Regions from separate parts of the Homo sapiens genome. Here regions 2 and 3 are each linked to region 1. The links are chromatin loops, found by intact Hi-C in ENCODE. Cell type or tissue: MCF 10A. All regions are shown on one strand.

What was found. Peaks named below come from ENCODE experiments on the same cell type or tissue, not always from the same donor. Only the 100,000 strongest peaks of a DNase experiment are listed, where the experiment ranks them.
Region 2: it touches region 1 in a loop (11-fold over the local background); 14 of 110 quality-filtered maps call a loop at or near these places.
Region 3: a loop joins it to region 1, with 8 times the contacts of the local background. A loop is called at or near these places in 10 of 110 quality-filtered maps.

Annotation. Positions count from the first base shown.
Region 1 is chr1:212,067,461-212,075,460 of GRCh38, forward strand. DTL (denticleless E3 ubiquitin protein ligase adapter) reads left to right here. Exons shown (of 15, transcript NM_016448.4): 9 at 764-867; 10 at 1,139-1,243; 11 at 4,641-4,753. Among named protein-coding and RNA genes, the nearest start is that of MIR3122, 6.2 kb to the right of the region's middle. In MCF 10A, a CTCF peak has its summit at 3,467 (motif pointing right); a DNase peak (open chromatin) is centred at 3,451.
Region 2 is chr1:211,677,830-211,685,829 of GRCh38, forward strand. NEK2-DT (NEK2 divergent transcript) reads left to right here. Exons shown (of 4, transcript NR_148994.1): 3 at 7,737-7,977. Among named protein-coding and RNA genes, the nearest start is that of NEK2-DT, 6.1 kb to the left of the region's middle. In MCF 10A, a CTCF peak has its summit at 3,069 (motif pointing right); a DNase peak (open chromatin) is centred at 3,102.
Region 3 is chr1:212,777,747-212,785,746 of GRCh38, forward strand. It overlaps NSL1 (NSL1 component of MIS12 kinetochore complex), which reads right to left. Exons shown (of 6, transcript NM_015471.4): 3 at 6,617-6,747; 4 at 4,626-4,680. Among named protein-coding and RNA genes, the nearest start is that of NSL1, 10 kb to the right of the region's middle. In MCF 10A, CTCF peaks have their summits at 4,878 (motif pointing left) and 5,088; a DNase peak (open chromatin) is centred at 4,875.

The sequences.
Region 1 (8,000 bases):
TGGAGACTCTTTCTTTTTAAGTTTCCTTCCTATTATATCTCTCAAGGCATCCTTCTCTTAAAATTTTTAATTTAAAAGATGATGGCTTACCAAACTAGGATTTCCATTGTGTCCTCTGGGCACTAAAACCCTCTGAACCAAATTCTCAGGCAGGAATGAAGGATTATCTAAAGGTTATTAGTTCTGCTTGTGAATGACTGTGAAAGCTTGCTCTGTTTGTTTCCAAGAATACTGTCATTTCATAGCAGGTCTGTGTTTTCAAGTTACCTTTATACTAGAAGTAGAGGATTAAGACAATTATCTCAATAGATGAAATGAAAAAATACTTTATTTCACAGAACAATTTGTTTAGATTATTTAAAGAGTTATGTATGGAGATATAACCACAGGGACAGAACTTGCTACTTATGATATCAAAAATATATGCAGAATATTAAAGGCTTAGGAAGTGTATTTTCTAAAAACAATGGAACAATTACTATCGGCACTCAACCTTCATCTTCCTTTTCCGTTCTCTTAGAGTAAACTCCAGTAACCCATCACTGGGTCAAATCACATCTGTTTCCGTTCTGTCAGAATTATAAGCCTGATATTGGAGACAACAGTATAAGATACTTTAATTTGTTTCCCAATGAAATATCCTTACTGTACCTAGTTAATGTGCCAGAGGAGTTAGATTAAAAGTCATTTCACATTTAGTGTAGTTGAAGTTGTTTGGGGTTGGAAGAAGGTCTACAAAATATTTATTTGCCTTGGTTTTTAGGATAATCAAAGTATGGGATTTACGTAAGAATTATACTGCTTATCGACAAGAACCCATAGCATCCAAGTCTTTCCTGTACCCAGGTAGCAGCACTCGAAAACTTGGTAAGCCTTTAATAGGTCTTTTGGGGGAGATAAGAGTTTTTGTTTAAAAAAAAAAAAAAAGGCTAATTTCCAGTAACATTGATATGAAAAATTCTAATATGTGAAGTTCAAAAGATAAAAACTCAGAAGAATGTTTTTGGTTTGTGTATATTTTGGGGACAAAGAATTCTGATGATGATTCTTATGAAATGATCTATTTTTGTCTCTACATTTTAACCTCAGATCTACTCACCATCATCAGGACGTGCTAACTTAAGTTTCCTTTTTCCAGGATATTCAAGTCTGATTTTGGATTCCACTGGCTCTACTTTATTTGCTAATTGCACAGACGATAACATCTACATGTTTAATATGACTGGGTTGAAGACTTCTCCAGGTAAGATATTAGTCATTCAAATTCTCTTACCAGGAAAGCATTATGGGCTTTTTTTGGTAATGATAATTTAATGGGCTTTCTTCTAAACTGAACTTATTAAGCCATATGAGGACTTTGGCATCTTTGATTACATCCAGTGATAATTTCATAAGTGTACATTCCTTGTGATGATTTCATAAGTTAGCTGAATTGTGCTTTACATGGTGACTTTATTTTAATAGAGAGTATCTCCTGAAATTATGCCCTTTGGCCTATATTTAGAATTCTCTCAATTTTTTATTTAATAAGCTGTGGAGTAGATAAAGTGCTTCTGCTCAGCTTTTTTCCTCTTTAGGGGCTGCTGGTTAAAATTAGGGGGCTGAAATTTTCATACCCCCAAAATAGTTTCAGCCTATCTCAGCCTTCTCCTTAATGTTAGAGGCCCTTTTATTTCTAGATGTTTTCCCCAGCCTCACCTTTTTTTTTTCCTCAAAACTTTAAAAATAGAATCTGATACTTAAAACTAATAAATAAATGATAGTTTTAAAAAGAAAACCCAAGTTTCTCAAGCATGCTTTCCTCTTTTTTTTAATCCTCTCCCCTCCCTCTTCCAAATCACCAGCCTCAGGCATGCTTTAAGAGAGTTATTTGGGTTACATTATTTTTAAGAACATCAATTTCTTAAGCAACATCTTAGTAGCCTGGTTATTCCTCATCTATAGATCTTTCAAAAACACTTTGAATTCCATAACCAATCCTCAGAGTTACCCAGTTTCCACTAAAGTAAAAAGTGCTGATAAACAAGAAATCTCAAGTACAGAACTTGTTTTATTTTATTTATAGATAGATGTAGATATAGATATAAATTTTTTTTTTTTTTTGAGACGGAGTTTCACTCTGTTGCCCAGGCTGGAGTGCAGTGGTTCGATCTCGGCTCACTGCACCCTCCGCCTCCTGGGTTCAAGCAATTCTCCTGCCTCAGCCTCCCAAGTAGCTGGGATTACAGGCGCCCGCCACCATGCCTGGCTAATTTTTGTATTTTTAGTAAAGGCAGGGTTTCACCTTGTTGGTCAGGCTGGTCTCGAACTCCTGACCTCATGATCCACCCACCTCAGCCTCCCAAAGTGCTGGGATTACAGGCGTGAGCCACCATGCCCGGCCCAGAACTTGTCATTTTAGCTGAGATCTTACAGAATTTTCCAAAGATCACCCCAAGCAATCTTATTAGGACTTTAGTATCGGTGGCAGCATCATAGTCTGCATTTCTGATACTTTGCACTGGGTCTAGTTTTCTCTAAACAGGAGCAATAGTATTTAGAAAAGGGAAGAGGTGTTTCTTTTGCTATTTTCCTTAATGGAATCTGAGCTTGGAGAGCTGCTAATTTAGTTAGTCAAATAAAATAGACTTTTCAACATCTTTCCTTGAAAGATAAAGCGTGATCCTGATTATATTATCAGATGTACAAGAGCTCTTTCTATATAATTTTTGCTACAGTGTGGCACTGAAAAGGTCCTTGAGTTTAGTGTCCTGCTGTCCAACACTTCGCTAATAATTTAGTAAACCTTTTCTATGCTTCTATTTAATTTCATTTGCGCAGATGGATAGATAGGTAGATAGGTTAATAGATCGATTTATTCCTTAAAAATTGAATGACAGCTGGCCATGGTGGCTCACACCTATAAACCCAAGCCGAGGCTGGCAGATCACTTGAGCCCAGGAGTTCGAGACCAGCCTGGGCAACATGGTGAAACCTCATCTTGACAAAAAGATGCAAAAAATTAGCTGGATGTGGTGGCATGCACCTGTAGTCCTGCTACTTGGAAGGCTGAGGTAGGAGGATTGTTTGAGCCTGGGAGGTTTGAGTCTTCAGTGAGCCATGATCTTGCCACTGCACTCCAGCCTGGGTGACAGAGTAAGACCCTGTCTCAAAAAAAAAAAACTGAATGACAACTGTGTGTGTGTGTGTGTGTAACGTCTTGTAATTACTTGTCCTTTTCAAAACTTCTGAATCGATCTTGGATTCGATACTTGATCTACCATGCTTTGTATTATGGTGTTTATATGTTCATAAGGATGACTTGGTTGGAAGTACTTGAAAAGCCCAGATCACCAAAGCAAGATTAAATTGAGCTCATTAAAGCCAACATACATTTTAGGAGGATTTTTAGCAAGGTTTAAACATTTACAGTGCATATCATACCAGCCTTTCTTAGACCAGCAGAGGGCAATAAATACTTACAGGTGTAGTGGGAAATTCAGGCTAGAGTTTTCCATTCATAGTTGAGAGTTGAGGAAGATTAAAAATTACAGTTTTAGAACAATGTTCAGAATAAAGGAGCTTGTTTATTTTGCAGTGATAATAGGTGTATACAAATTGATTCATATCCTGCCTCACTTTCACAGTAAAAATGTCTGATGTGAGGAGTATTTGCTATGCCTGCATAGCTTTTTCCTTTAAAGCTATAAATACAAAGTTCTTTTCCAGCTTTATTCTAGAAAATGGAAGAGATTCCTGTGAGCACTTATGGGAAGCTGTTAAGTCCCCTACTAATACTTTTCTCTCTGGAGTGTGATTGTTTTTTCCTGCCTAAAGGTATCCTTAAATTCTCCAATAATTGAGATTTTTCTCTTGTATTTCCTAGTAGTGTTCTGATGTCAGAGGCCTCAGGTTTTGACCTTCTTAGGATAGAAGAACCTGTTAAGAACATATGCTAGATTGGGTTACCTGCCCTTTTGCCATTGAGAGTGAGAAGGCTAAACCTAATCTAGTGCCTTACATATAAACAGTTTACTCCACTAGCTCTTCCACCATTCAGTCTACTCAAAGTGCTGGATTAAAATGATTCTCACATCCCACATAAGCTATTAGTAAGTTTTAACCAGAACTCAAATGATACTTTTCACTGATTTTTTTTTTCCTTTTCATGGAACAAATGTTTGAGGATCTACTCTGTTCAAAGCACTATAAAGTCTAGTGAGGAAAAAGTAAGATATAAAATTTATCCTCAAGAGGCCTGAAGTCTAAGGGGAAATTAGATGAATATATTATGCAGTGGAAAAAATCCTACCCTGGGCTGGAGAGAGAGGGTCTTATAAAGGCATTTTACTGCAAGTTGGACATTGGCTGGATTCTTTTTTTAAGGAATGTTTTCCCTCCAATTTTTTTCTCTTGATATTGCCATTTTCGTACCAAGTACTCAGACTGAGTTCATGAGATTGGATCTAATATAAAGCTTCCTTCTAGGGTTTTGTTTTTCTGCCAATGTCTAGTTCCCTTGTATTTGATGGATAAAGCTAGATCATCTGCTTCAATAGGCAATACAGTGATAAAACTTGTTAGAATATATATGCTGTCTATATCCATTTGACCACTAGAAATAACAAGAGCCAAGTAATTTGGTTTTTTTCCTCTGGCAGTGGCTATTTTCAATGGACACCAGAACTCTACCTTTTATGTAAAATCCAGCCTTAGTCCAGATGACCAGTTTTTAGTCAGTGGCTCAAGTGATGAAGCTGCCTACATATGGAAGGTAAGTTGCTAAACTTCACCCACAAGTGTTAGACTGAAGTATTCTTGCAAATATTTGTTCTGTCCAATATGAGATAAGTTTAATGTAACCACGTGCTATACTATTCCTGCATCAGATATTTAGTAAAGGTTGCTCTTGGCTCTTAATATAGCTGAAACCTTACTCTACTACAGAATGTATGACACTTTCAGGGCCATAGCTTGTCAGAAATTGACAATTTGTATCCTCTGTTTCAAAAATTATTAGGAAATTGAGAATTCAGAGGGTGATAAGAACCTTAACTACTTTGTCCTGCATCCTGGAAAACATGCTATACTGACTTTCTGCCCTATGTTTTCAAACTCTCGTTCAGAATACAGTATTTTGATCCCTAGGATCCTGTGCTTGAATCACCCATGGAGCCTTGCACAAAACAGAAACTCAAAAATATTTTTATGATTAATTTATTCTTTATTCTCTCCTTACAAGTAGCTGATCTTCAGGCCACTAAAGTAGATATGGCTGCTTTATCAGATTTTTATATATTTAATAGCATTATTTACTAATCTTTTTTTTTTTTTTTTTTATTGAGATGGAGTCTCACTCTGTCGCACAGGCTGGAGTGCAGTGGCACGATCTTGGCTCACTGCAAGCTCCGCCTCCCAGGTTCACGCCATTCTCCTGCCTCAGCCTCCCGAATAACTGGGACTACAGGTGCCTGCCACCACGCCCGGCTAATTTCTTTTGTATTTTTAGTAGAGACGGGGTTTCACCATGTTAGCCAGGATGGTCTCGATCTCCTGACCTCGTGATCCGCCCAACTTGGCCTCCCAAAGTGCTGGGATTACAGGCATGAGCCACCATGCCTGGCCAATAATCTTTTAAATAACTTTTTTAATAACAGTAGTTCTAAAGTGTCTACTGTAAGCTAAGAAATTTAAAGCTGTCCATTTGAAGTCCAGTGGAGAAAATAAAAATGTTAGACAACAGGTAGCACTTGCTTATTACTGAAAAATGTCTCTTGAAGGAATAATTAATTATGGAAATGTTCTGGGAATTCAGAGAATGATCATTAAGGCATTGTTTACCCATGACTAAGAATTAATTATCTTCTAGATTTCCCTGTAACTTCATAAATGTCTTTGACATTGGTGAATTGAATGATTAGAGTTCACATATTTTGGGTTTTAAAGTCATAATGTCTAAAACTTCATAGATCCCATAGTTCCGATAGTATCAAATCCCTTCTCAAGAGAAAGTTATATCATTTTTTATCCTGCCAAGCTCTAGAAAGTAATATTGCTAATTTTTTTTAGGACAGGGGTAAAACCTGTTTAGTATGAAGCATAATTCTTCAGCTTAATTTCTTCCAATCCTGAGGGAAGTACAAAAGAAAAGTGATTTCTATATAACTGGAGTTGTGAAAATGCAACACTACTTTATTAAAATTTTACTAACAATATCCTAAATAGTCACAGGGTGGAAATATTGCTCTATCCAAGATGCTTCTATGTTGGGCCTGCCTTTTTCTACAAGCATATTTCTTTCTTTTGTTATATTTTTAAATGCCTATAAAGTATATACTTGACTCCATCACAAGATGGAGTTTCCTCTTTATAATATTCTTCTTACTTGAGATTTTAAGTTTAACAATGTTATGTCGCTGGCACTAATGCTCTGTCTTATATTTAAAATTTTCAGTTTCAAATTTGGTCTTAATGCTTATTTTGCTACCTTTTTCCTTTCTTCTTTGCTCACTGTCTTGCCTATGTTTCCTTCTCCACTTTGGCTCCCAACTTAACTAGAGGATTTTATTCCTACCACAGGTCTGTATCTTTTAAGGTTTGTTTCTTGTTAAAAAAAAAATTTTTTTTTCCAACATCACAAAAAGCATATAAGAATAATTCAAAAAATACTTATGTATTGATCATTCTTGTTAAATTATTAAGTTTTAATTATATGTACATAATTATGTATACAATTACATGTGTGTTGTATAGTTTCTTGATAGTTTTTAAATTCTTAATAAATTTTTAAATTATATATATACATAATTATGTGTATAATTATATATTATGTGTATCTTGTGTAAAGTTTTCTTGACAATTGTTAAAGTTCCTTCCTCTTCTCTAGTGCAAAGGCCTTTTTAAGATTTTGTTTCAGGGAATGAAGGTTGTGGGAATACTTGCCTTTAAAGATATACACTAAATATAGTTGGCCATTGTTTCTAAGCCATTTTCAGACAACCAATCAGTGTCTACCACATACAAGGGTTACCCTTTTTTAATTCCTAGGCTGGGTCACATGTCAGTGTTGAATGACGTGGTTCAGACGTGATGTTCTTCTGCCTGTCCACACATAACTCGGTGTACAGGCTCTGATATTTGAGATCCTGGCAAGCTTGCACCTCCTAAATTTGAATTTGCCTAGTGAGGTGGCTCAGTTTCTCTTTTCCATGATTAAAAAAAGGAGGAGTGGTATTTTAAGAGCAATTCCATTCAAGCTGAGTATCCAGGCTGTTAGATTGCTCTTCTACGTGTTCAAAAAGTCAGAATTCTCTTAAGTATTAGAATTTTTTCTATGCTAAAAAGCCAAAAGCCCATGGGCACAAGAAAACAAAATAGAAGGGAGTTTTGTATCTTAAGACAGAAGAGAATGGCCTCTTAATCCTCACTACTGCCCAGCAAAGAGGAAATATAATATATTCGGGCTGATATTGAGGCCCAAGACTTAAAAAGATTTAATATTATACCTTTTCTTTTTAATTTCCTAACTATTGTCTCACCCCCACCCCATCCTCTTTTCTCTGGTTTGTTTCTGATATAGCCACTGAATAGCATCGAAGTGGTTATAAATAAACTGATTTGGCATAGTCATTCTACCACTGACTGGTGAAACGTTGAGCCTGACACTTTAGGAAGTGTAAATGATCTCATGGCAGAAATAAAGATTAGACTTGGTTTCCAACTGGGCAGAGAAGAGATTTTGTGAGGAAAAGTGCTGATATTCTTTGTATGTTTCAGTACACAAAATAACTTTATGACATCTGTAAGTTAGAGCCACTTACTTCTAGAGGTACCTTCTTAGTTCTAGGAGATTTAACTTTGGGATTCCTTGTGCCTTGAATTAAAGTCTTTATTTTACAAAAAGTAGAATATGTAAGAGAGGACAGTCTTCTGTGTCTGAGCATCTCCAAAATGCATGGATATAAATGTCTCTTAGACTTAATAGTCGCCTTCCTACTTAAAAGGGAAAGGAAGCTTTAAAA
Region 2 (8,000 bases), 390 kb before region 1:
AAACGCACACTTTCTCAGTTCCTCACCACCACCACCATCTTTGCACCTGTGATTGCATTTGTCCAGAATACTGTCCAACCCACTCCCTTATCCACTCCAGTCATGTCTGCCCAGAGGACATAACGTGTCCTTCAAGATTCAATTCCAACTTTTTCTCCTGTAATCTGAGAAGCCTCTCTGGCGTACTTGGACAGTCAATCCTCCATCTACAGTGTTCATAGACCACTTTATACATAAATCAAAACTTATCATTATTTGTTTACATGGCTCTCACAGTAGCTGAACTCCGAACTGCTTATAGCCAGCATAAGTCCTGTAATAGAGAAGGCATGCAATAAAGCTTCGTTAAATAAAAATCTGCGAAAGCCCCTTATTAATAATTATGCAAGGATTTTGAGTGGGCCCTCAAGTACTCAATTGCCAAATGCCCCAGCTCTAGGCAGAGACGAAATATCTGGAAAGGAGCCATCCCAAGAGTATGGAATGTGGCTCCTACGCACATATGCTCATTTAACAAGTATTTATTGAGCACTTGCTATGGCCCAGGTATGATAGGTATTGACATGCTGGCTTTTCATTTAAAAAAAGACAGTGGAGCCCCAAAGACAATAATAAAGAGTAGCACAGGAGGCTGGGTGTGGTGTCTCATGCCTGTAATCCCAGCCTTTTGGGAGGCCGAGGCAGGCGGATCACCTGAGGTCAGGAGTTCAAGACCAGCGTGGCCAATAAGGTGAAACCCCGCCTCTACTAAAAATACAAAAATTAGCTGGGTGTGGCCAGTATGGTGAAACCCTGCCTTTACTAAAAATACAAAAATAGCTGGGTGTGGTGGCACGTCTGTAGTCCCAGCTACTTGGGTGGCTGAGGCAGGAGAATCGCTTGAACTTGGGAGGCAGAGGTTGCAGTGAGCCAAGATTGCACTACCACACTCCAGCCTGCTCAACAGACCGAGACCCTGTCTCAAAAAAAAAAAAAAAAAAAAAAAAAAAAAAAAAGTCCGGGCACGGTGGCTCAAGCCTGTAATCCCAGCACTTTGGGAGGCCAAGGTGGGCGGATCATGAGGTCAGGAGATCGAGACCATCCTGGCTAACATGGTGAAACCCAGCCTCTACTAAAAATACAAAAAAATTAGCTGGGTGTGGTGGCAGGCGCCTGCAGTCCCAGTTACTGGGGAGGCTGAGGCAGGAGAATGGCGTGAACCCGGGAGGCGGAGCTTGCAGTGAGCCGAGATCGCGCCACTGCACTCCAGCCTGGGCGACAGAGCAAGACTCCGTCTCAAAAAAAAGAAAAAAAAAAAGGGTAGCATAGGAATCACTCACATGACAAACCCTAAAGGTTGGCCAGAGTTAGCCCGCATCATGAGTGAGGGCAGGACAGCCCAGCAGAGACCACTAGACACCAGAATAGAAAGAGACACTGGGAGATGAGAAGCATGTGGGAGTCAAACAGGGACAGGTTACAGGGAACATCCTTTCCCCTATAACTTCTTTCCTTTTTCCTTCATATTCCATCCATTCTTTAAGTCTCAGCTCATGCCCAATTTCTTCTCTGAAATTTTTCCTGATTGACTTCAACCCACTATGATCTATCTTCTAATTACTCTTAAGAGTAATCAACTGTGTTTTTACTCATTTAGAATTATACTAGGCCATATTACTAGCTTCTCATGTGCATGTATCTTCTCTGCCTTATTAAATGGAAAATTCATCCTCCAACAAGTATAAATAGAGGCTGAGTCAGGTGCCAGATGCTGAGGATACCACAGTGAATAGGACAGACATATAGTCCTGTAGGTGGAAGAGATGGATGTAACCTAAGTACACAGAGAAACTCCACTGTGACAAATTGTGGCAAGAATTAAGAAGAAAACAAACGAAGAACTGAGATGATTCCATTTAAACAGAGAAAGAAGATGAGCAACTCTATAAGAGTGGGGCCAACCCTTGAACTTCTCGATAACCACTCTCCCCACACCCATGGTCTAATTCACTGTCTTCACACTTTTCTTGCTAACTGTGCTCATGTTGTCAGTTTTCATTTAAATTTGGTGAAATCTCAAATAAGAGAGTATTTGCACTTGCATTTTCTCCCACAGGCACTCTGTACATGTCCATAGAGACACTGATTGCTATTATTATTATTTTTTGAGACAGGGTATCACTCTATGGCCCAGGCTGGAGTGCAGTGGCACGATCACAGCTCACTGCAGTCTCAACCTCCTGGGCTTAAAGCAATCCTCCCACTTCAGCCTCCTGAGTTAGCTGGGATCACCGGTGCACATCACCATGCCTAGCCAATTGTTTTAACTTTTTGTAGGGATGAGGTCTCACTAAGTTGCCTAGGCTTATCTTGAACTCCCGGGCTCAAGCCTCTCAGCCTCCCAAAATGCTGAGATTTCAGGCGTGAGCCACCACGCCTGGCCTGATTAATTTTAATTTTAATTTTCTTTTTCTTTTTTTTTTTTTTTTTTTGTGATAGAGTCTCACTCTGTCACCCAGGCTGGAGTGCAGTGGCGCCATCTCGGCTCACTGCAACCTCCGCCTCGCGAGTTCAACAGATTCTCCTGCCTCAGCCTCCCGAGTAGTTGGCACTATAGGTGCAGGCCACCATGCCTGGCTAATTTTTGTATTTTTAGTAGAGACAGGGTTTCACCATATTGACCAGGCTGGTCTCAAACTCCTGACCTCAAGTGAACCACCCGCCTCGGCCTCCCAAAGTACTGGGATTACAGGTGTGAGCCACTGCATCCGGCACCTAATTAATGTTTAAAAGAAGCTACTTGAAGATTAATGAGCATCCCAGACTTAATGTGCCAAAAATCAAGTTCCTGATCTTCATCCCAAATTTGTTCTCCTCTCCATCTTCTTAGTCTCCAGTAACTAATGTATCTGATTTTGTTGCTGTTTGTTTGATTTACTGCAGTATTCCCAGCACCTAAAATGTGCCTGGAACAAAGCAGGAACCCAGCACTTGTACATCAAATGAATGGATGAATGAACAAAGCCATATTTCATTGCCCTCAGCTTCGTTTTTTTATGTTGCATTAAAGACCCACTAGAGGGCTGTACATCACTGCATAATAAACGAGGAGCTGGCGCCTGCGCGGCAGCACTACTCCGCCTGTCCCTACAGGAAATCCCCAGATTTGCATGTGTAGAATTTAAAATCAGACAAGACATTTGTGTATAAGTCTTATCTCCACAATTACTTGAAGCAATTTGAAGTCAGGGATTATGGCAATTCTTTCGAGTGATTAAAAAAGATTTCTAGAAAGAAAAAAGGAGAGATTCTTTGTTTATAACAATCAGAAGCTAAGAGATGCTTTTAAAAAAAAGATGCATGACATACTATATGCTCAACAAATAACCACGTTCTAGAACAAAGAATGAGGTGTTAGGCAGACTGTTCTTAACAGCCACATACCACGTGAGATAAACAGGACAAGATGTAGACTGAGAGACAGCTTCAGCTAAATGGCAGGCAGCTGGAGGATATGATGAGAAGAAAGTTATCTTTGAAACCAAACAGTGTTTAGTTAAGAGCTCCATCACATTTTAAAAGGCAATAGTTTTGAATTTATACCCAAGGGTACAAATTAGGGAAAAACATTTCTTTTCAATATAAGGATAAACTTTCAGACAAAGACAGACATTCATAATTTTCCATGTTTTTTCCTGTTACTTGTAAATTCAGGATATTTGTTATCTCTAAGAATATTCATCACCTAAATGTGATAAGACAAATGTTAAAACTAATTATGGACGGTGAGGCCTGCTAGAGTCTGAATGCTTGTGACCTCCCTAAATTCGTATGTTGAAACCTAACCCCCAAGGTAATGGTATTAAGAGGTGGAGCCTCTGGGGGAGTGATTAGTGCCCTTATATTAATACAAAAGGCCCCAGGGAGTTTGTTTGCCATGTGTTTGCCCTACCATGATGTGAGGACACATAGAGCATGCCATCTATGAGAAACGGGCTCTCATCAGACACTGAATCTGCTGGCACGTTGACCTTGGACTTTCCAGCCTCCAGAACTGCAAGCGATAAGTTTCTGTTATTCATAAATTACCCAGTCTAAAGTATTTTATTATAGCAGCCTGAACCACCTTGCACAGGACCATAATGTGTTTCTAAGGGACTTAGGAGGTTTTAGAGGACACGCCTACCTTTTCCATCGGGGGCAGCACAGTGATGGTAGGAGCAGTGAGCTTGAGCTCCAGGTTCCCAGGCTCTTCTAGTTCTGTCTTCTTTGTGTGTTTGTTGGTTTGTTTGCTCACTCTGTCACCCAGGCTGGAGTGCAGGGGTGCCATCTTGGCTCACTGCAGCCTCCGTCTTCTGGGTTCAAGCAATCCTCCTGCTTCAGTCTCCCGAGTAGCTGGGATTACAGTTACCCGCCACCATGCCCGGCTAATTTTTGTATTTTTAGTAGAGGTGGGGTTTCACCATGTTGGCAAGACTGATCTTGAACTCCTGACCTCAGGTGATCCTCCTGCCTTGGCCTCCCAAAGTGCTAGGATTACAGGCGTGAGTCACCGTGTCTGGCCTAGTTCTGTCTTAATGAGTTATGTGACCGAGGGAATCCATTTCACCTCACTGGAACACTGGGCTGTTTAGTCATTGGTCTGACCCCGAATGACAATTTTTGTTAAGTAGCTATGTCTGCATTAGCTTTTCAACATCCCTTCTCTGGGCTCTGTAAAATGAAGTTGTTGAACCCTTCCTGCTCTAAATGTTGTGATTCCATCCCCTCTCACCAAAACTTCACTGGAACTGCTGTGTAAATCAGCTCTCTCTATGTAGTATGATAATTGCTCTGAAAGAGCTTTGCCTAAAATGCAAAGAGGAGGACCCAGATTCTGATAAAGATGGCAGGGCATGGGGGTCAGGGCAAATGTTCCTGGGGAGGTGACACTTGAATCCCATCTAAAGGAGCAGTTGGAATTAGGAGAAGGGAAACTGTGGGTAAAAGCATGGAGGCCTGCTGTGAGCTGCAGGTTGGGTTGGTGGACCAAAGGGTACCTGTGGTTCGTTACCTGTAAGACAGGTGGATGGACAGGTGAGCAGGAAGACCCAAGAGTTGAGGAAGTCTACTGAAGGTGATGGACTCACAGTGGAAGCTTTGAGCAGACGAGCACTACTAGATGTGTGCTGTAGAAAGACTTCTCTGGTAAAGAGTGAATGCAGGGCATAGGAATACAGCGTGGGAAGCTATCGCAGCAACCCTGGGGAAATGACACTGGCTAAACTGAGGCAATGGCTGTGGGAATGAAGAGGGGAGTCCAGAAATGCCTGGAAGGTGGGTTAGATGAGACATGGTGATCAACTGTACATAAGGTAAACGGAGGGAAATTCCTGGCTTGAGTGACCAGATGGATGGTAGCGTAGTTCACCACAGGAGGAAATGCTGGGGCAGGAGCAGCTTGGGTAAAGCTGATACTGAGTTCATGTTGAGCCCCAAAGGCCTATGAGGAGCTAGCTGGCCAACACGCAGTTGGATACAAGGTCTCAACAGATTGGTCTAGGCCAGAGACAGAGAGCTGGGAGGTGATAACAGAAGCCACGTTTGAAGATGAATATGCCCCAAGAGTGGCAGAGCAGGAAGGGAGAAAGGAAGGAACCCTGGAGGTTATTCTGTGCAAGCAGAGGAAGAAAACTCAGTGAAGGAGACCAAGGGAAGCATCCAGGGGAGTAGGAGAGAATATGGAAAAAATTGTCACACAGGTTCCCATAGAAGAAATGGTTTCCAGAATGCAGAAGTGGTCCATGATGCCAGATGTTGCAGAAAGAGCAAATAAGGTAAGGGCAGAGTTGTAAACACTCGTTTGGTCATTTGGAGAGTATAGCAACCTCCCTAAGAGCATTTGCAAGTTGAGTGGGGCTGAAGCCAGCCAGCAGAAGTTACAGTGGGACAAGATAGTGAGGGGGGTTGATAGAGTGTGTGTGGACAGCCTGGTCAGCCTTCCAGAGCAGCTGTGGGACCTGCCCTCCTGCCTGTTTGCACCTTGTTCCTGTGCCCCAGGAGAAAAAGAATCCTGCCCAGGAGGCCTCCCACCCCGACATAGGAGGGCACCACCCACATGGCATCAGCCTGCAGCTGATTTCATATTCCATGCTCATGACATAGTACCTTATAGGACATGTCACAACTCACGCCTTCCCCTTATCCGCCATCGGTGAGTTCCCCAAGCAAGCTGTGCCACCATGAAAGTGGTGATCACACCAATCTGAATGCAACCCAGCCCAGACCTTGGGAAGGGCTAAGGGAGTGGGGAAAAGGCGACAGGTGGCTGAGCATCTGCTTAGTGTGAGGAGGGTTCAGAAGGAAGTCAGTGATACAGGGCAGGCAAGGTCGAAAGTGGAGCGTAGCCTGCTGGGTTCCTGGCTTTGCCCAGGAAAGAATTCAAGGGCAAGCCAGAGGTAGAAGAAAGCTTTATTGAAGAAGCAGTGTTACAACTCCATGACTGCTCCTGCGGAGGAGGGCTAACTTAGGCAGGGAGTAGCGGCTCAGGGCAGTTTTGCAGTCATATTTATGCCCACTTTTAACTGCATGCAGATTAAGGGGCAGTTTATGCAGAGATTTCTAGGGGAGGGGTAGGCACTTTTGGGTCATTGGGTCATTACCATGGAAAGGGGTGGTAATGCCCAGGTGTTGCCATGGCTACAGTAAATTGACATGTCTCAGTGGTGGGCATGTCTGATTCAAAGCTGCTTTCACCCCGGCTCTGTTTTAGCTAGTCCTCAATCTAGTCTGGTGTCCAAGCCCCACCTCTGGAGTCGAGTCCCACCTCCTACCTCAAGACAAGAAACTTTTGTTTTGACTTTCAGGGGATAGAACAGAAAGACATAAGCACCGGCATGGGCCTATTCCACAGCCAAGGCAGGCAATGAGCTCTCAGGTACTTGCAACAAACTCGAGTGTGCATTCGGTCCAGGAGGAAGAGCCCGCACCCTTTTTTGTTGCTGTTCAGTGTTAATCCTTCGGTGGAACCCACCAGGACAGCAGTCTCAGTGCTGTTGTTTTTGACAGGGAGAACATCCCAGGGCAGAAAGGAAAGCCTAAAGCTACAGCCTGTTCCTCTAGTTCTTAGAACAGCTGGTTACTGAGCTCTCAGGCCAGACACTGGGTAAGCATCATCTTATTCTGTTTCACAACAGCCCATAGGAATTTACCAATGAGAAACTTGAGGCACAAAGACCTTAAGTATTTGACTCAGGGTGGTGAGTGGCAGATAAAAACTGAAGACCAGCTGGGATCTACTCGAGATTCAAGATCTTGAAAGCTAGCTTATGTGGCTTACCTAGTTTAAGATGTTGGCCAGGCGCAGTGGCTCACACCTGTAATCCTGGTACTTTGGGAGGCTGAGGGGGGCAGATCACAAGGTCAGGAGTTCAAGACCAGCCTGACCAATATGGTGAAACCCCGTCTGTACTAAAAATACAAAAATTAGCCAGGTGTGGTGGTGGGCACCTGTAGTCCCAGCTACTCGGGAGGCTTAGGCAGGAGAATCGCTTGAACCCAGAGGGCAGAGGTTGCAGTGAGCCAAGATTGCACCACTGCACTCCAGCCTGGGCGACAGAGCGAGACTCCGTCTCAAACAACAACAACAACAACAAAGATGCAGGGGATTTTTAAAAAAACAACAGCAAAAACCCAATTTCCAGTTTAGGTTCTGTTGTGATAGCTGTGCTGTGAGGCCTGGCATCTAGCCTCTGACCAGACTTCACCATCCTTGCCAGATCCCGGAGAGCTTGTCCACTGCAACAGTGCAACACGCTAAGGGCTGTGTGGCGGCACAGGGGCTCTGAGCTCCTGACCTGAGTCATGGGGACCTGAAGGCTGACACCCAGCCCTATACCTACAAGCTGGGTGAGACCCCTGGCAGTTGCCTACACCCCTGCTGAGACCCAGTACCTCCCTGTAAAATGGGGGAAATAATGCCTGCCTCACAGGGTTTCGATGAAGGGTGAGTGAAATAAGGTATGTAGTGTCTGACGTGCTTA
Region 3 (8,000 bases), 710 kb after region 1:
ATTTTAGTTCCTAAAAAGGTCTGAAACAAGTATGACAAAATGTGATTAACACTTAAATATGGGTGGTGGGAACAGAGATGTTCATTATGTTGCATTCTTTATTTTCTATATTTCTTTCAAATATGTGAAATATTTCGAAGAATAAAATAATCACACTGCCCTATGTATGCAGAATGAAATGGAAGAGAGCAAGAGTGAAACAAGAAGACCTTCTAAGAGAGCATTTGTAGAAATCCTGGCTAGAGTGATGGTAACCTAGAATAGAGATGACAATAACAAAATGAAGAGAAGTCAACGAATGTGAGATTATATTAAGAACAATTTATGGGACTTATTGATGGACTGGGTATGAGGAGCTTGACAGAAGAAGGAATCAAGGTTAACTTCAGCTAAAGCAACATGTAGGCATAGATGCCACTTACTCAAACAGGGAAAGGTGGCAAAGGAACCAGTTAGGGGGCATGAAAGAATCCTGTTTTATGTTCATCTTTTATTTCTCCTACTCAGACATAAGCTCTTTATGGGGAGAATCTGTCTGCTTTATCTTTGTATCCCCCAAAGTTCATAATGTAACTAAGTTGAATCAATGTTATACACACTGCCTAGTTTTGAAAAACAGACAACCCTCTTTAAAAGCGTCAGTTTTCGCTCTCTCCTCTCTCCTCTCTCTCCCCTCTCCCCACGGTCTCCCTCTGATGCCGAGCCGAAGCTGGACTGTACTGCTGCCATCTCGGCTCACTGCAACCTCCCTGCCTGATTCTCCTGCCTCAGCCTGCTGAGTGCCTGCGATTGCAGGCGCGCGCCGCCACGCCTGACTGGTTTTCGTATTTTTTTGGTGGAGACGGGGTTTCACTGTGTTGGCCGGGCTGGTCTCCAGCTCCTAACCGCGAGTGATCTGCCAGCCTCGGCCTCCCGAGGTGCCGGGATTGCAGACGGAGTCTCGTTCACTCAGTGCTCAATGGTGCCCAGGCTGGAGTGCAGTGGCGTGATCTCGGCTCGCTACAACCTCCACCTCCCAGCAGCCTGCCTTGGCCTCCCAAAGTGCCGAGATTGCAGCCTCTGCCCGGCCGCCACCCCGTCTGGGAAGTGAGGAGCGTCTCTGCCTGGCCGCCTATCGTCTGGGATGTGAGGAGCCCCTCTGCCCGGCTGCCCAGTCTGGAAAGTGAGGAGCGTCTCTGCCCAGCCGCCATCCCATCTAGGAAGTGAGGAGCGCCTCTTCCCGGCCGCCATCCCATCTAGGAAGTGAGGAGCGTCTCTGCCCGGCCGCCCATCGTCTGAGATGTGGGGAGCGCCTCTGCCCGGCCACGACCCCATCTAGGAAGTGAGGAGCGTCTCTGCCCGGCCGCCCCGTCTGAGAAGTGAGGAGACCCTCCGCCTGGCAACCGCCCCATCTGAGAAATGAGGAGCCCCTCCGCCCGGCAACCACACCGTCTGGGAAGTGAGGAGCGTCTCCGCCCGGCCAGCCGCCCCGTCTGGGAGGGAGGTGGGGGGTGGGGTCAGCCCCCCTCCCGGCCAGCCGCCCCGTCTCGGAGGGAGGTGGGGGTCAGCCCCCCGCCCAGCCAGCCGCCCCGTCCGGGAGGGAGGTGGGGGGGTCAGCCCCCCTCCCGGCCAGCCGCCCCATCTCAGAGGGAGGTGGGGGGGTCAGCCCCCCGCCCGGCCAGCCGCCCCGTCCGGGAGGTGAGGGGCGCCTCTGCCCGGCCGCCCCTACTGGGAAGTGAGGAGCCCCTCTGCACGGCCAGCCGCCCCGTCCGGGAGGGAGGTGGGGGGGTCAGCCCCCCGCCCAGCCAGCCGCCCCGTCCGGGAGGGAGGTGGGGGTGTCAGCCCCCCACCCGGCCAGCCACCCCGTCCGGGAGGGAGGTGGGGGGGTCAGCCCCCCGCCCGGTCAGCTGCCCCATCTGGGAGGTGAGGGGCGCCTCTGCCTGGCCGCCCCTACTGGGAAGTGAGGAGCCCCACTGCCCGGCCAGCCGCCCCATCCGGGAGGGAGGTGGGGGGGTCAGCCCCCCGCCCAGCCAGCCGCCCCGTCCGGGAGGGAGGTGGGGGGGTCAGCCCCCCGCCCGGCCAGCCGCCCCGTCCGGGAGGGAGGTGGGGGGGTCAGCCCCCCGCCCGACCAGCCGCCCCGTCCGGGAGGGAGGTGGGGGGGTCAGCCCCCCGCCCGAACAGCCACCCAGTCCGGGAGGTGAGGGGCGCCTCTGCCCGGCCGCCCCTACTGGGAAGTGAGGAGCCCCTCTGCCCGGCCGCCACCCCGTCTGGGAGGTGTACCCAACAGCTCATTGAGAACGGGCCATGATGACAATGGCGGTTTTGTGGAATAGAAAGGGGGGAAAGGTGGGGAAAAGATTGAGAAATCGGATGGTTGCCGTGTCTGTGTAGAAAGAAGTAGACATGGGAAACTTTTCATTTTGTTCTGTACTAAGAAAAATTCTTCGGCCTTGGGATCCTGTTGATCTGTGACCTTACCCCCAACCCTGTGCTCTCTGAAACATGTGCTGTGTCCACTCAGGGTTAAATGGATTAAGGGTGGTGCAAGATGTGCTTTGTTAAACAGATGCTTGAAGGCAGCGTGCTCGTTGAGAGTCATCACCACTCCCTAATCTCAAGTACCCAGGGACACAAACACTGCGGAAGGCCGCAGGGTCCTCTGCCTAGGAAAACCAGAGACCTTTGTTCACTTGTTTATCTGCTGACCTTCCCTCCACTATTGTCCTATGACCCTGCCAAATCCCCCTCTGTGAGAAACACCCAAGAATGATCAATAAAAAAAAAAAAAAAGGAAAAAAAAAAAAGTGTCAGTTTTCAAAGACATTTTATATCACTTAATATTACAATAAAGGAAAAAAAACTTTCAAGAGGTTCCCACAAAAGTTTTCCTATGCTGCTGATTCAGACTTTTAAGGCCCATAGAAATTTATGCTTTCCACTTTCTTACTAAGCCATTTTAATCAGTTTCATATGATTCTACCAGTTCGGTAGATTATAAGGTATACAATACTATAATGTATACTATTATAAATGGGATGCAATTTATAATAGGGTTATTATTATACAATATATCCTTATAAACTACTAGTCATGTATTGTTTTGGTTATATAGTTTATACAGCCCCTTATGTGGCTTGGTTATACTACCACCTAGATAAGTAGGCAAGACATTCTGTAATATTTAGTGCAGAGCTGGAATTCACGCCTAAAGCATCAGGCGGCAAATCCAGAATTCGTCATTTTACTAATAATGAAACTGATGCTTGAAGAAGTCAGGTGACTTGGCCAAAGATATAAAGCTAATAACTGTAGGCTAATTTTGCTCTCCTTAAGGAACTGATGCTATTCTAAGCTTGTTAACATTATGAAAATGCATAATGAAAAAACTCAAAATTTATCCAAAAGACAGATTCTAATTCTTTTGCTTACTTTTGAAGTCTGAATCATATGATACAGAAGATTCTTCCACTAATACTACATAATCAGAACAGTGAAAGTAAAATCACATTTCAAAGGGTCATTAACTAAGTGTGTTTTCCCTACGATAAAACGGTAACCAAGTTTCTTTAGAGGGAAATTAACTGTATCTAAAAAGTAATACTTGAGTATATCATAATACCACAAGTTTCAATTACTGTTTTTTTGTTATTCAAAACCAAAACAAGTATATGTCAACCACTGCATATTGGCAACTACCCCTTTTTAGTGAACCATGAAAACTGAGGAGTGTTAGGTCCTAGGTCAATTTTTAATGTCAAACACAATAAGTGATGTGATTTTAGTCAACTTCAGAGTAGCTTTATGCTTATACTTCCCCCCCTCTCAGTTTATCCCATTAGCTTAGGATATTTGGGGAAGGTGGAGGAACATATTAAAGAGTAGTTCAGAATTCAACAAAGTACTCAAAGCTTTAAGTATAAATATCCCATATAAATAAATCCGGGATTTAACTGTTTTATCCTAACAGTTTAGAAATGTCATTTTAAGTGCCAAAAGGAAATTCCAAAAGGACTCTTAGAAAAACTGTTATAAATTTTTAAATGTGAGAATACAGTCATTTGAAAATATACATAATCCACATTTTTAGCAATGCTAGTTCTGCTGCTGGATTTACATAAATTTGTTTGTGTCAAGTTTATTTCTCCCTGTTGTATGGGATACATATAAATGGAAACAAAACTGAGTTCAAAGGCATAATGAGTATACTTATTTCTTCTTAAATTCAATATATTTTTATTTGATTTTAGAAATAATGAGAAACCAATGATGGTTACTGCACCAGGTGTGACACTATGAGAGAATGCTTTAATAGTATAGCTTTGGCTGTAATGCAAAGAATAGATAGTACAATGACAGAGATAGGAGGGTATTAGAAGTTAGAGATGGGTATGTGTTATAATAGTCTGGGTCAGGCAAGAACTTTATAAAAGCTCAGATTCCGGGGTAACACCCCTGGAATTCTGAGTCAATGGGTGTAAAGCTAGTCCTCTTAATTCTAGATGAAATGCTAAACATGAATGACTGGTAGGAAGTTAAAGCATCAAAGGGAGAATATCCTTGATGCTGACCCTTTTAGAAGAATATCAGAAACCCATAAAAATTATAAGCAGATGCTTCATTTTTACCACAAATGGATACTGACTCACCTGGATCAGGGTCATATTTTAGGTCCAGTGGATGTACAACAGGGTGGTACTGCTTCTAAACATAACATAAATTAAAACAGATTTAATCACTTAATGCTTCATATAAACATCTCTTTCAGCTAATATGGGAGATATACTATAGAGTCAGTACCATTCTTTTGAGGAAAAAAAATTAAATCCTACTGTCTGTAGGGAAGAGGAGGTGAGAAGGTAAAACCAAACTAAGTCTGAATTATGTCTTTTACAGTACTGCCACCTGCTGCATATACTAAGAAGTGGCACCATAAAAAAGTATAATCAGAAAAAGCAATCAAGCAAATTAAAAGCATAGAAACTGAATTTTATGTTTAAAGTACAGGGTAGTCTCCAATTATGAAGGGACTGTGTTTCAAAAGTTCATTCAGGACAAGTGTTTAGAACTCAAAATGCATATTTCCATGAAAACTCAGTTCTAAAAGGTGGCGAGGCTACATTACCACCACACTAAGCCTATATATCCTGCGACACACTGAAATTATAGTAGCAGAATTACTGGCACAGAATCTACAATGCAGGCAAAAAGAAAGAGGAAATTGCTCTTCCTTATTCTTGCCCAAAGCCAGCAGAAGCCAAAAAGGTTAAAAGAAAGAAAACAAGAAGAAAAAAAGGTCTTCAGCCAGCTGTGGTGACTCACACTTGTAATTGCAGCACTTTGGGAGGCCCAGGCAGGAGAATGTCTTTTGCTCAGGAGTCTGAGACCAGTCTGAGCAACAAGGAGGGAAGAAGGGAGGAAAGACGCAGGGCAGGGCAGGGCAGGAAAAAATTTTGAAAAGGTCTTTGGTATCCTCACCTTATCTATTTTGCATTACTTTTTAAACTACCACAGCAGTACCTCACCTAGGCCAGCCATCTTTCTTTTCTGCAATATTGATTACTAGTTTTGGGGGTTTAGGGGTAGTGGGGCAGTAACAAGGGCAACACTGAAAAATACACTTTCAATGTTTTTCCTGAAAAAAACTTTCAAGTGGGAGGGGTGGGGGAAGTGATGGAATGCGGTATTTGAGAACTGCTATAAAGAAAATTAAAAATTCTGCTCATGAATACTGTTTTTCACAGAATAACTAAAATGTTTTAGATACAATATTAAGCCGGGCATATAATGACCTGAAACAATCCTGAAACTGAGGCAACTAGAAGATTTATATGTGAACATTTATGTACTAATTTCAAAAACTAAAGGCAATAGTATAGCACAATCTAAACACAACATGTACCTCACTGGAGGGACAATGCTATTCCCAGCAAACCTCCCCTCCCCACCAAGGGAAGATTTGGGTCCAATTTTCTTGTGGATTTCCTATTTTTTATTTATTCTAGTCCTAATAAATCTGAAAAGATGAGGGTGTGATATGGTTGGTCATTGATATCTATAGTAATTATAAGAAGGAAGTCTACGGCTCTGCTTGTCTAAAAAGCTCGTGCTGAAGGAGCTGAATTCCTGGTCTTGTCACCCAGATGTTCATGATTTTTGCAGCAAAACAAATTACACCCAATTCATAAAGCAAATTTCAGTGTTATGAACAGGTACTAAAACAATCTTCATCATCAATTTAACTAAATGGTCTTCCAAAATATACAAACATACAAATATATGCCAAAAAAAAACAACAAACAGAAAGAAAAGTGTTAAAAGAAAAGCTTCTTTTTCCATCCTTGTCTCAGAATCATAAAGTCATTGTCAGTCTTCCATCACCAATTTCAATTTTAACCACTCACTATAACTTTCATTTTTTTCATTTTTGAACCAGTGTGTTCAAAACACAGTATAGTATGACTATACTATGTCATAGTACAACTTAGAAGAGTAAAGTCTTACAAGAGACAAACAATACTAATTGAGGCAGGAAAGAAAAAGACAACAAAATGTCACTTATCTCCACGTAGAGCCTTATATTTTAATGTTTTTATTGTGGTAAAATATACTATAACATTTTAAAGGCAAATCATCTTACCAGAATTTCTTGTTTTGCTTTTATGGTTTTGATGACACATTCCAGGATCTTTCTGGGATACTGCTTACGTTTTGTGGCTATATCTACTATGATTTCATCAAACTGATCTTCAAGTACTTTGATGTCAGAATCTATTTGAGAAAAAAAAATGTATATATAAAAAGTTCCCTAAAACTCATTGTTTACATTCTGTATGGAAATGTGCTATAAACTAAATTTAGAAAACACAAAATAATGAAGGAAAACAAATATGGCAAGTTAATGAATGCCCCCACTTTGGTGATTAATTTATTTACGCATTGAACAATCAATTATTGAGCATCTATAAGAAGCCAGGCCTAAACAAGAGAAATACAAAGATGAGCACAACATGATTCCTACTCTCTAAGAGTTCACAGTTTGCTGAAAGAAACAGACAATTGCAAGGCAACCTGATAAGTGCAATAGAGGTATGAGCAAAATGCCATCAGGACACAGAACAATGGAAAACTGACTGACTGTGAAATATAAGACTTTAAAGAAGTAACATTTGAGCTTGAAATAGAAGTATAAGTCCAATGGATAAAAAGTGGTACGGGAAAAAAGGAATAGGGAGAAGCATTTTAGGCAGTGGAAACAGTATTTGCAAGATCCTAGTCTTTGGAGACCTGAGAAAAGTTCTAAATGGCTACAGAATAAAGTAAAGGAGAAATGGATGATAAAATATATAAGAACCAGGCTGTAAAGGGTATTTAATATCAGGGATGCTAAGAAGTTTTGACTTATTATGAACTGACCCAAAGCTATGACAGTAGCAGTGAGTGGAGTAACTAGATCTGAAATAGGACTCAACTGGATTGATGGTAGGAAAAACTGAAAGATACAGTGAGTTTAGAGTTTCTTTCATTTAGCTAACTCTACTTTATCATATGCTTTTTCATGTTTTAAAACAGTGATTCTCAAATGTTAGAAGAATCACCTAACGAGTATGTTAGGAGTACAGATTTTTTTTTTAATACTTTAAGTTCTAGGGTACATGTACACAATGTGCAGGTGTGTTACATATGTATACATGTGCCATGTCGGTGTGCTGCACCCATTAACTCGTCATTTACATTAGATATATCTCCTAATGCTATCCCTCCCCACTCCCCCGACCCCACAACAGGCTCCAGTGTGTGATGTTCCCCAACCTGTTTCCAAGTGTTCCCATTGTTCAATTCCCACCTATGAGTGAGAACATGCGGTGTTTGGTTTTCAGGAGTACAGAATTTTGATTCAGTAAGTCTGAGATGGGGCCCAGAAATGAAGCACCCTAGATGAAAGGAATGTAGGTGATCCATCTAACTTTATTTTGAAAATCATTTTAAAGAGTAAAAATACTAAGTAGTTACAAATACTAAAG